Linked DNA regions of Homo sapiens: region 1 is linked to region 2. Evidence: chromatin loops called from intact Hi-C (ENCODE). Cell type or tissue: PC-3. All regions are shown on one strand. Each heading gives the region's core, and the rest is flanking DNA. Links, peaks and the distances in the headings are about the cores only.

Region 1 (4,402 bases), core at 215-4,214, 62 kb after region 2:
AAAACAAAATTCAAAATTCAATGTGTGTGTGTGTAGTGTGTATACTTGTTGCAGAGAGCTATAATCTTAAAATTCACAGAGAAATATTTAGAATAAAATTCTGTAGAGGAAGCAATTATGATTTAAATGATAAAACAAAACAATACAAAATTTCTGACTCTTGAGAAGGACCATGTTCTCGAATTTTAAAGTGGTTCATAAAATGGTTATAGTATTTATCACCCATTGGACATTTTTAAAGCCAATATTGAAAATATACGAAAGTAATTACTTTGTCATGAATTTAAACTTATATATATTATATTTAAACTTAAAAATATGAGAGGGGTATGGCAGAAATAGCTAGCTCTCCACCAGAGATAAATACTTACCTTTCCAAAGGGTAGCGCTGTTGCTGGAAAGTGGGTTTCCAGGCAGAATTTACATTTCCCAGCACTGGAGCCCAGCCTTGCACCCAGGTGGGGCCGTTTAAGCAGCTCTACAAAGGGTATCTGCACCCAGGTGGGGCCGTTTAAGCAGCTCTACAAAGGGTATCTGCACCCAGGTGGGGCCGTTTAAGCAGCTCTACAAAGGGTATCAGAAAAGGCTGAAGTGATTAAGGAGCAGGTGTGCCTTGTCCGCCCTCTGAGTAGATCCCAAGGCTCTGAGTGATAGTGGAGCTATAAAATGTAAAGGACCTGAATCTTTCAATCACCCACCTTGGAATGCTGCCCACTCTACACCTGCATTGAATTCTTGCATCTGAGAGTAATAAATTTTTATTTTGTTAAGCCCCTGCGATTTGGGGAATTATCTCCTATAATACCGAGCATTACCTTAGCTAATACAGATTGATTCCAGAAGTGAAATGCCGCCAAGCAACAACAAACCTAACGTATCCGGCATTGGCTTCCCAGGTGAGTTGTGGGCAGTGAGGCTAGAAAAGTGGAGGACCCTGTTAAGCAAAGATAAAACATTTGGCGAGTATGTTACCTCCCATGCCTACCGAGACCAATTCCTCTGTGAAGGGGTTCAAAGATAGAATGATGATGGTATGTTTTGGTGTTCTCTGATTACATCTAGCAAATTATAGAACCAAGAGGTGAGCTCAGGCTGGAATTGGCTTGTTTGCAATTAAAACTTAAAGAAGAGATAATCCAAAAATGTGGAGCTTTTTGGGTTGGAAAAGTCAACTGCTTCTAGTCTCTAAGCACAGAAAGATAAGACTCAGAAATGTTTTCCGCATGAATGATCCATTAACCCTTAGTTATGACACAAATTGCAAGTGTGAGTTCTATCCAAGTCTGCTTTTCTCAGTGTACTCCCATTACGTTGAAAGAAGAGAGGAATAACGAGTGGGTAGGGTGCAAAATAAAATATCAGGCTTGAAAATTATGACTATTAATGACTTGTGACTTTAAAAATATTTCAGTGTTTTAAAGCAAATGAAATTCACTAGAAGTAAACAGATCAGAGCCTACTAATTTTTTAATACGATGCAGAGCTGAAGAAATCCCAAGTCAGAATTTAAAAGCTTTTAACTAGGCCCGGTGCGGTGGCTCACGCCTGTAATCCCAGCACTTTGGGAGGCCGAGGCGGGCGGATCACAAGGTCAGGAGATGAAGACCATCCTGGCTAACACGGTGAAACCCCGTCTCTACTAAAAATAAAAGAAAATTAGCCCGGCGTGGTGGCGGGCGCCTGTAGTCCCACCTACTCGGGAGGCTGAGGCAGGAGAATGGTGTGAGCCCGGAAGGCGGAGCTTGCAGTGAGCCGAGATCGCGCCACTGCACTCCAGCCTGGGCGCAGAGCGAGACTCCGTCTCAAAAAATAAATAAATAAATAAATAAATAAATAAATAAATAAATAAATAAATAATACAAAAATTAGCTGGGCCTGGTGGTGCGTGCCTGTAATCCCAGCAACTTGGGAGGCTGAGGCAGGAGAATAGCTTGAGCCTGGGAGGCAGAGGTTGCAGGGATCAGAAATCGCGCCATTGCACTCCATCCTGGGCTACGGAATGTGACTCCGTCTCAAAATAATAATAATAAAAAAAGCTTTTAACTGTTTAAGACTTAAGCCTTGGGTTTCAAAGCAACTTGCAATGATAGGACACAGTATGTGTAAACTCCACAACTTCCCAGAAGATTTGGCACCAAAAGATGGAGGGTAAGAGACAAAGAAAAAATTCACTAAGTTAGAGAGAGAGGCTCCTGGGCACCATGGTAAAATCACGAATCCCAAACTGAAGATTTCAATATCAGCAAGGAAATTCCCCACTGCCACGGAAGAGAGACCTCATAATGCCTACAAGGTAGGACTGTCTCATTGCTATTGACCACAGACTGGTATGTATCCCATTCTTTTCTTTTCCAAATGAGGTATTTTATTGCAGTTTTTCTCTTCTCGCTCATCATTAGAGTGTCCGTGTTTGTGTGTGTGGACACACATAGCAGATAAGAGAGATTGCCTTTTAAGTTCATAGGTCACTAGATCATGAGAAGCCACGTGCATCCTGACAGGGAGGACTGTGCATGTGTTGGTGATTCTAAATCTAAATTGAGGATAGTAACTACATAGGATTTTGGGATGTTACCGTTGAGTAGGAGTAAAATGTATTCAGTGTGAGGAGCAAGGGATTTATAGGGATATTAAGTGTGGCAAAGACAAATGATTTGTCAATCAAAAACTCAGCCTCCCTGTAGTGTGTAGAGTTGTTTCTGGGAGGCATCACCCACAGTTTCTACATTTCCCAGTATCCCTTGCATTTAGATAGGGCCATGGGACTAGTCTCACCAGAGGACTACGAGTAAAAATAATGCATGTTACTTCCAGGCTGAAATGTTCAAGAAGCAGGTATGCCTGCCCCATTCTTTCTTCTTCAGTTCACTGGCTGGAAGTAAATGATTCGAAAGCTATAGACAGGGGAGCTACAAGGTAGAAGGATCCTGAACAACCTCATGAAAAGCTGCTCACTGAATACAGCACTACATTCTTGTGTGTGTAAAGGAAAAAAAAACTATTGTGTTAAGCCATGAATTTCAGGGGTTTATCTGAATTCTCTGCTACTCTTACTCAATGATTACAAAGAATACATAGTTATAAAAATTACTTTGTGGGTATAGGAGCAAAACATTTGAAAGCCATTGATCTAGTTCAGTTCTACACACACACACACACCACACACGAATTTAGGGGCAAATAAAAATTTATGTAAATGTATACATTAAATTTTAAATAATGGTATATCATTAGCATGAAATTAGGGCAACCTAAATGCAGGAATTTACCAGTTTATCCTCTTTCGATTTAAATCTAGCAGATTGAGCTTAAAAATGTAGTAGGATCTAACAAGACAGTCAACATGTTTTATTTATTTATTCGTTTATTTATTTTTGAGACAGGGTCTCACTCTGTCACTCAGGCTGGTGTGCAGTGGCGTGATCTCAGCTCACTGCAGCCTCTGCCTCCCACGTTCAAGAGATCCTCCCACTTCAGCCTCCAGGTAGCTGGGACTACAGTCACGCACCACCATGACCGGCTAATTTTTCTGTATTTTTTGGTAGAGATGGGGTTTCACTATGTTGGCCAGGCTGGCCTCAAACTCCTGATCTCAAGTGATCTTCCTGCCTCGGCCTCCCAAAGTGCTGGGATTACAGGCGTGAGACACTGCGCCCGGCCCAACATGTTTTAGTAGCCTTGTTTCCTTCATAGCACTTGTAAGTGAGAATGAGACAGTGTTTTTTTTAACACATACTTAAGTCACGGTAGTAAGACAAATGATTTTAAGGATTAGTGATAGGAATTAGTAATAAATCCATACATCTGGAAAGCAAAATGCATAGGCTAGTTACATGCAAATGACTACATGACCATTAGCTACTGTGGGAATAGACCCCAGAAACATCACACCATTGAATAACTATGGAGTTAGAGTGATATCTTTACTCACGATTCTTAAAAACAAGCTTTAGGCTAGGCACCGTGGCTCATGCCTGTAATCCCAGCACTTTGGGAGGCCAAGGTGGGTGGATCACCTGAGGTCAGGAGTTCAAGACCAGCCTGGCCAACATAGTGAAACCCCATCTCTACTAAAAATACAAAAAAATTAGCCAGGTGTGATGGTGGGTGCCTGTTATCCCAGCTACTTGGCAGGCTGAGGCAGGAGAATCGCTTGAACCCAGGAGGCGGAGGCGGAGGTTACAGTGATCACAAAGGCCAAGATCACACCATTGCACTCCAGCCTGGTCAACAAGAGTAAAACTCCCTCTGAAAACAAAAGAAAACGAAAACTAAAACAAGCTTTAGAAGGGAGTAAGTGGCAAGTCGAAATCCTTATTGTAGCAGGGAAAAATGTAAAATGTATGTCATCTGCCTGTTTGTTCTCAAATCCACAGCCTTCCCTTGTGCTGCTCTGCTGTGT
Region 2 (4,402 bases), core at 288-4,287:
TTTTCTTCTCTATGTTTTCCCCATTTTCAAATTTCCAAAGATGAAAAATTAATTTGACAGCAAAAAAACAAAAAACAATAAAAATAATGGTGGCTTCTTAATTCCTTATTTTAATGGGCAAAGTTATTCCCTCTCTGTTTATACTCCAGATATTCCACATGTGCTAAAACATTTAGAAATCTTCTAAAATACGATATGTTCTTTTTCCCTTCCATATCTTTGCAACTACTTTCCCCTGCAACCGTCTAGGGAGTTCCTTGTAATTATATGTCACTCAACTGAAAATTTACCTTCTTTATGAAATATTCTGTGATGTCTGTGTGCATGATTACATATTTCCACTTTTGTGTTCCCACTGTACTCTGTCAGCATCTAAGTTGTGGTACTCACCACACCAGTAAATTTCTGTGTACATTTCTCTCTCCTGTACCATGAGAGCTCTAGGACTGCAGGAATTGTTATTTTAAACTTTGTATGGAATTTAGTAAATGCTTATTGAATCAACTCATAAGAAAATTGGATGCTAATATTTTACTTTCTTCAGTTTCCTCATTGGGTTTAGTGGAGAAATTTCTCACAATATTGCCTGAAGGACAAGTTTGAGTACAGGTACATTATTCTTACATATTTTTTCTTTTTATATTTGTCATTATATGTCCATTTCCAGTGAATAAGTGTTTAATTACATTTGTTCATTCCATATTCACATTCCATTTACTGTTCAGAATGTGGAGATCATGTTTCTTGTGTTTGACTTGCTTCACACATGGGAGAAGTTGCATGCATGTGAATTCACTTAAATTATTTCACAAAGCAGAAGGGCACGGTGGCTCATGCCTGTAATCCCAGCACTTTGGGAGGCTGAGGTGGGTGGAACACTGGAGGTCAGGAGTTTGAGACCAGCCTGGCCAACATGGTAAAACCCTGTCTCTACTAAAAATACAAAAATTAGCCAGCATCGTGGCACAGGAGCTGCCTGTAGCCCCAGCTACTCAGGAGGCTGAAACAGGAGAATCGCTTGAACCCAGGAGGCAGAGGTTGCAGTGGGCTGAGATCGTGCCACTGCACTCCAGCCTGGGGGACAGAGCAAGACCATGTCTCAAAAAAAAAAAAAAAAAAAATTCACAAAGTGATGACTGCATTTTCATTCCATCAAAAATAAAAATTATTAGAGTTACTAATTGTATTATTTATCAGATGTGGAAGCAAAAGGATTTTCAATTCACTGTGCAGAGGAGGTATGCTTATAGAGACTCAAGAAAACAATCTGATTGTTTTAATTTTTCTCTAAGCTCGCCTGCCAAAAAAAGAATTCTGATCTGGCTCTTAGATTTTAGTAGATTAAATTTATGGAAAACAGGAATATGGTCCTATGCAAAATGTTCCGGTAAAAGTTTTTATGCTGATATTGAGTGAATTTTAAGCTTATTTAGTCTAAAGTAAAACACTAAGTTTTTTCCAGAACCTCAACTAAACCCAAATATTTGGAGAAAAAAAAGGAAGCAAAAACAAATGTTCAATTGTATGACAGAAGTTAATTTCAAAAATGAATGATGAAAGATGTTGACTTTTTTCTGTTATAACAACATATAACATATAATATTATAGCAGTAATATTATAATGACATAATTGTTTTCATTTCTTTTAACAAAATCATTAAATTGGTCCTTTCCACGCTTTACTACAAACTCTTTCAATTGTCTTCCATTTCTTTGACAAGCTAGAAGGGTCTAGATGTTTCTCATGTGGTGAGCCCTGTCAAACACTTTTAAGTTTGCATTTTTTTCCAGATAAATGTAACAATACCCATAAATCACACTTATTTGGATTCTTATCTAATATTGCATTGCAATAATTGGAAATAAGGCAAAAGCTTTTTGGAAGGTATGCAACACTTTACTCTCAAACCTCAGATAAAATCTAAAACCTGTGTGAGACTAAACTGAAAAGAGGAAGAGGGAAAGAAGGAAACATATTCAATGGAGGACACTGTGCTAAAATGTAATTTTACATTTCCATTGAATCCTATTTTATCAAAACCTGCATTTTTAGTTTTAATTTTGATTCATAGTGTGATTTGGGAATCATTGAAATGACACATGTTAAAGATTACAATACAAATAACACAATTTGCACTTCCAGTTTGCAGAATTTCCGATTTGGCAGTTTGCCAGCTCTTTGAATCTAAGAGAAACAGGGAAACAAAATTTCTGCAGAAGTGTTACTTCTTTCCAAAACATGATCCAGACATTCATAGAACCATTGAATTCGCTATTGCTATTCTGACTACCGGAGAAATACAACCTTTTTGCGTGTGTGTGTGTGTGTGTGTATATGTGTGTGTGTCATGTGACATTTGGCATTGGGGCTGGTGGAGGAAGATAAAACAAAACTGCATGTCTTGCCTGTTTTTCTGTTGAGTCTGACATCTGAGGTGTAAATTCAACAAAAATTAGACATCTCCTTAGATAAGATGACTCTAAATAAATATTCTATTTATAGTTCTCTGCTGACATAAATATAGCTTGCTTAATCATGCACGTATCCTGGAATATGTGTAAAGCCAATTTTGCTAAAGTGATTAATTTGTAGACTGTGTATTTTTTCTTATGTGTTCCTTGAGTCAATGAGTTAAATAATGGGATATGCTGTGGGCATGTCACAGTCTGACTCAGTGACTCATGTGCTGGCAGTGGCCACGTAAATAGAGCTACTGTGTCTGAAAGCAATGGGTAGCTAGAAACCTTTTTGACAGCTCATATGAAAACTTAAAGAATTTCAAAACAGGCTGGGTGTGGTGGCTCATGCCTGCAATCCCAGTACTTTGGGAGGCTGGGGTGGGAGGATCATTTGAGCCCAGAATCTTGAGACCACCCTGGGCAGCCTCGCAAGACCCTATCTCTGCATGTAAAAACAACAACAAAAAATTATAATAGTAATAAAAAAGAAGTTCAAAACGAAAAATATTTGCAAGGATTTTGTTTCTGGGTTTTTTGATTTTGTTATTAGATTTTTAATTAAAATAGAATAAAAACCTGAACTTCAAAATCAAGATCTGCTTATTTGGAAATTTTGTCTGTTACTCAAGTCTGTCCTTTTAATTTTTCAGAATAAATTAATATTATCTATTTCTAGATCTCCTACATTGCAGTTTCTTCCAGATTAATAACAGTATATTTAAAAATTATTTTTCAACAGAGCAGTGTACCTTTGCCAGGCTGTAGTCCGACATGATAAGATAATGGAATCGTATGTTAAGCAGACTATCATCTTGATTCCAAGAATTCATCTAGGAAAATTACTTAACAATTGATGATTTTGAATTATTTATCCTGAGAGATTTTGCCAAATCCCAAAGTAAAAATCATTGGAATTACTAATAGTACTAGCAAGCATATGTACTACATAGGGTGCTAGGAAACCTACTAGCTTTCTAGCCTTGTTGACTAGGTTTAGAACCTCACCTCTGCCAGTTACAAACTACAAACTGTGTGAAGTTAGGTCTAAGTTCTTTACCTTCTTTATCTTCAGTTCCTTATTTATAAATAGATAAAGTACTAATCATACCTATAGGATTTTTTAAGATCAAAAAACAGAATGCTATTTTTAAAATTTTCCTTACACCATACCTAGCATAAGTAAATCCTCAATTTATAGTAGTTTCTGCTATATTTTTAAGCTCATAAACAAAAGGACATGTTGCAGTTACACCTATTAATACTAGATGGATCAATAAAAACAGGTATTTTAGCAAATATAAAACTTCAATAATGAAAATCATATAATGACTGAAGAGTGTTAGTTTTATGATTTTTTTTCTTTTCTTTTATTTTCTTTTTTTTTTTTTTGGAGACAGGGTTTCACTCTGTTGCTTAGGCTGGAATGCAGTGGTGCAATCACAGCAGGGTCTCACTGTGTTGTCCAGGCTGGTCTTGAACTCCTGGGCTCAAGTGATCCTCCCACCTTGGCCTCCCAAAGTTCTGGGATTACAGGTGTCAGTCCCTGTGCCTGGCCAGTTTTGTTGTATTATTGTTGTAAACATTTTGGCAATACTGGGACAACTTAATTTATCAAAAATCAACAAAATGTTTTAAGAGCTCTGTATTGTTTTTGGCTCAATTAATTTGGCTTAAAAGCAAAAGATTGAGTTACCTGGATATGTTTAATTCTACCATAAACTTATTTCATAAGGATCTGTGGGGAAGCTTTGTAAATTTTTGTTTCCAGTTATCTAACTTCAGAGATTATTTTTTTAAAAGGAAAATATCAGAATTTTCTATTTTTAATAAAGTAGAACAAGAATTTTTTAAACGTTTTATTTTACCATAATTTCAAGTTTTACAGAGAGATTATCCGAATAGAACAAATGATCCTCATTTTATTCTTTACCTAGATTCACAA

Evidence for each region. Hi-C counts contacts between places; a loop is a spot of excess contacts. Peaks named below come from ENCODE experiments on the same cell type or tissue, not always from the same donor. Only the 100,000 strongest peaks of a DNase experiment are listed, where the experiment ranks them.
Region 1: a loop joins it to region 2, with 1.9 times the contacts of the local background. A loop is called at or near these places in 2 of 110 quality-filtered maps.

Annotation. Positions count from the first base shown.
Region 1 is chr4:174,482,768-174,487,169 of GRCh38, forward strand. No RefSeq gene overlaps it. Among named protein-coding and RNA genes, the nearest start is that of HPGD, 38 kb to the right of the region's middle. In PC-3, for the core only: no CTCF peak of the experiment used is centred there; no DNase peak of the experiment used is centred there.
Region 2 is chr4:174,421,134-174,425,535 of GRCh38, forward strand. MIR4276 (microRNA 4276) reads left to right here and starts at 2,662; the gene lies at 2,662-2,731. In PC-3, for the core only: no CTCF peak of the experiment used is centred there; a DNase peak (open chromatin) is centred at 2,688; H3K4me3 peaks cover 367 bases; H3K27ac peaks cover 1,573 bases.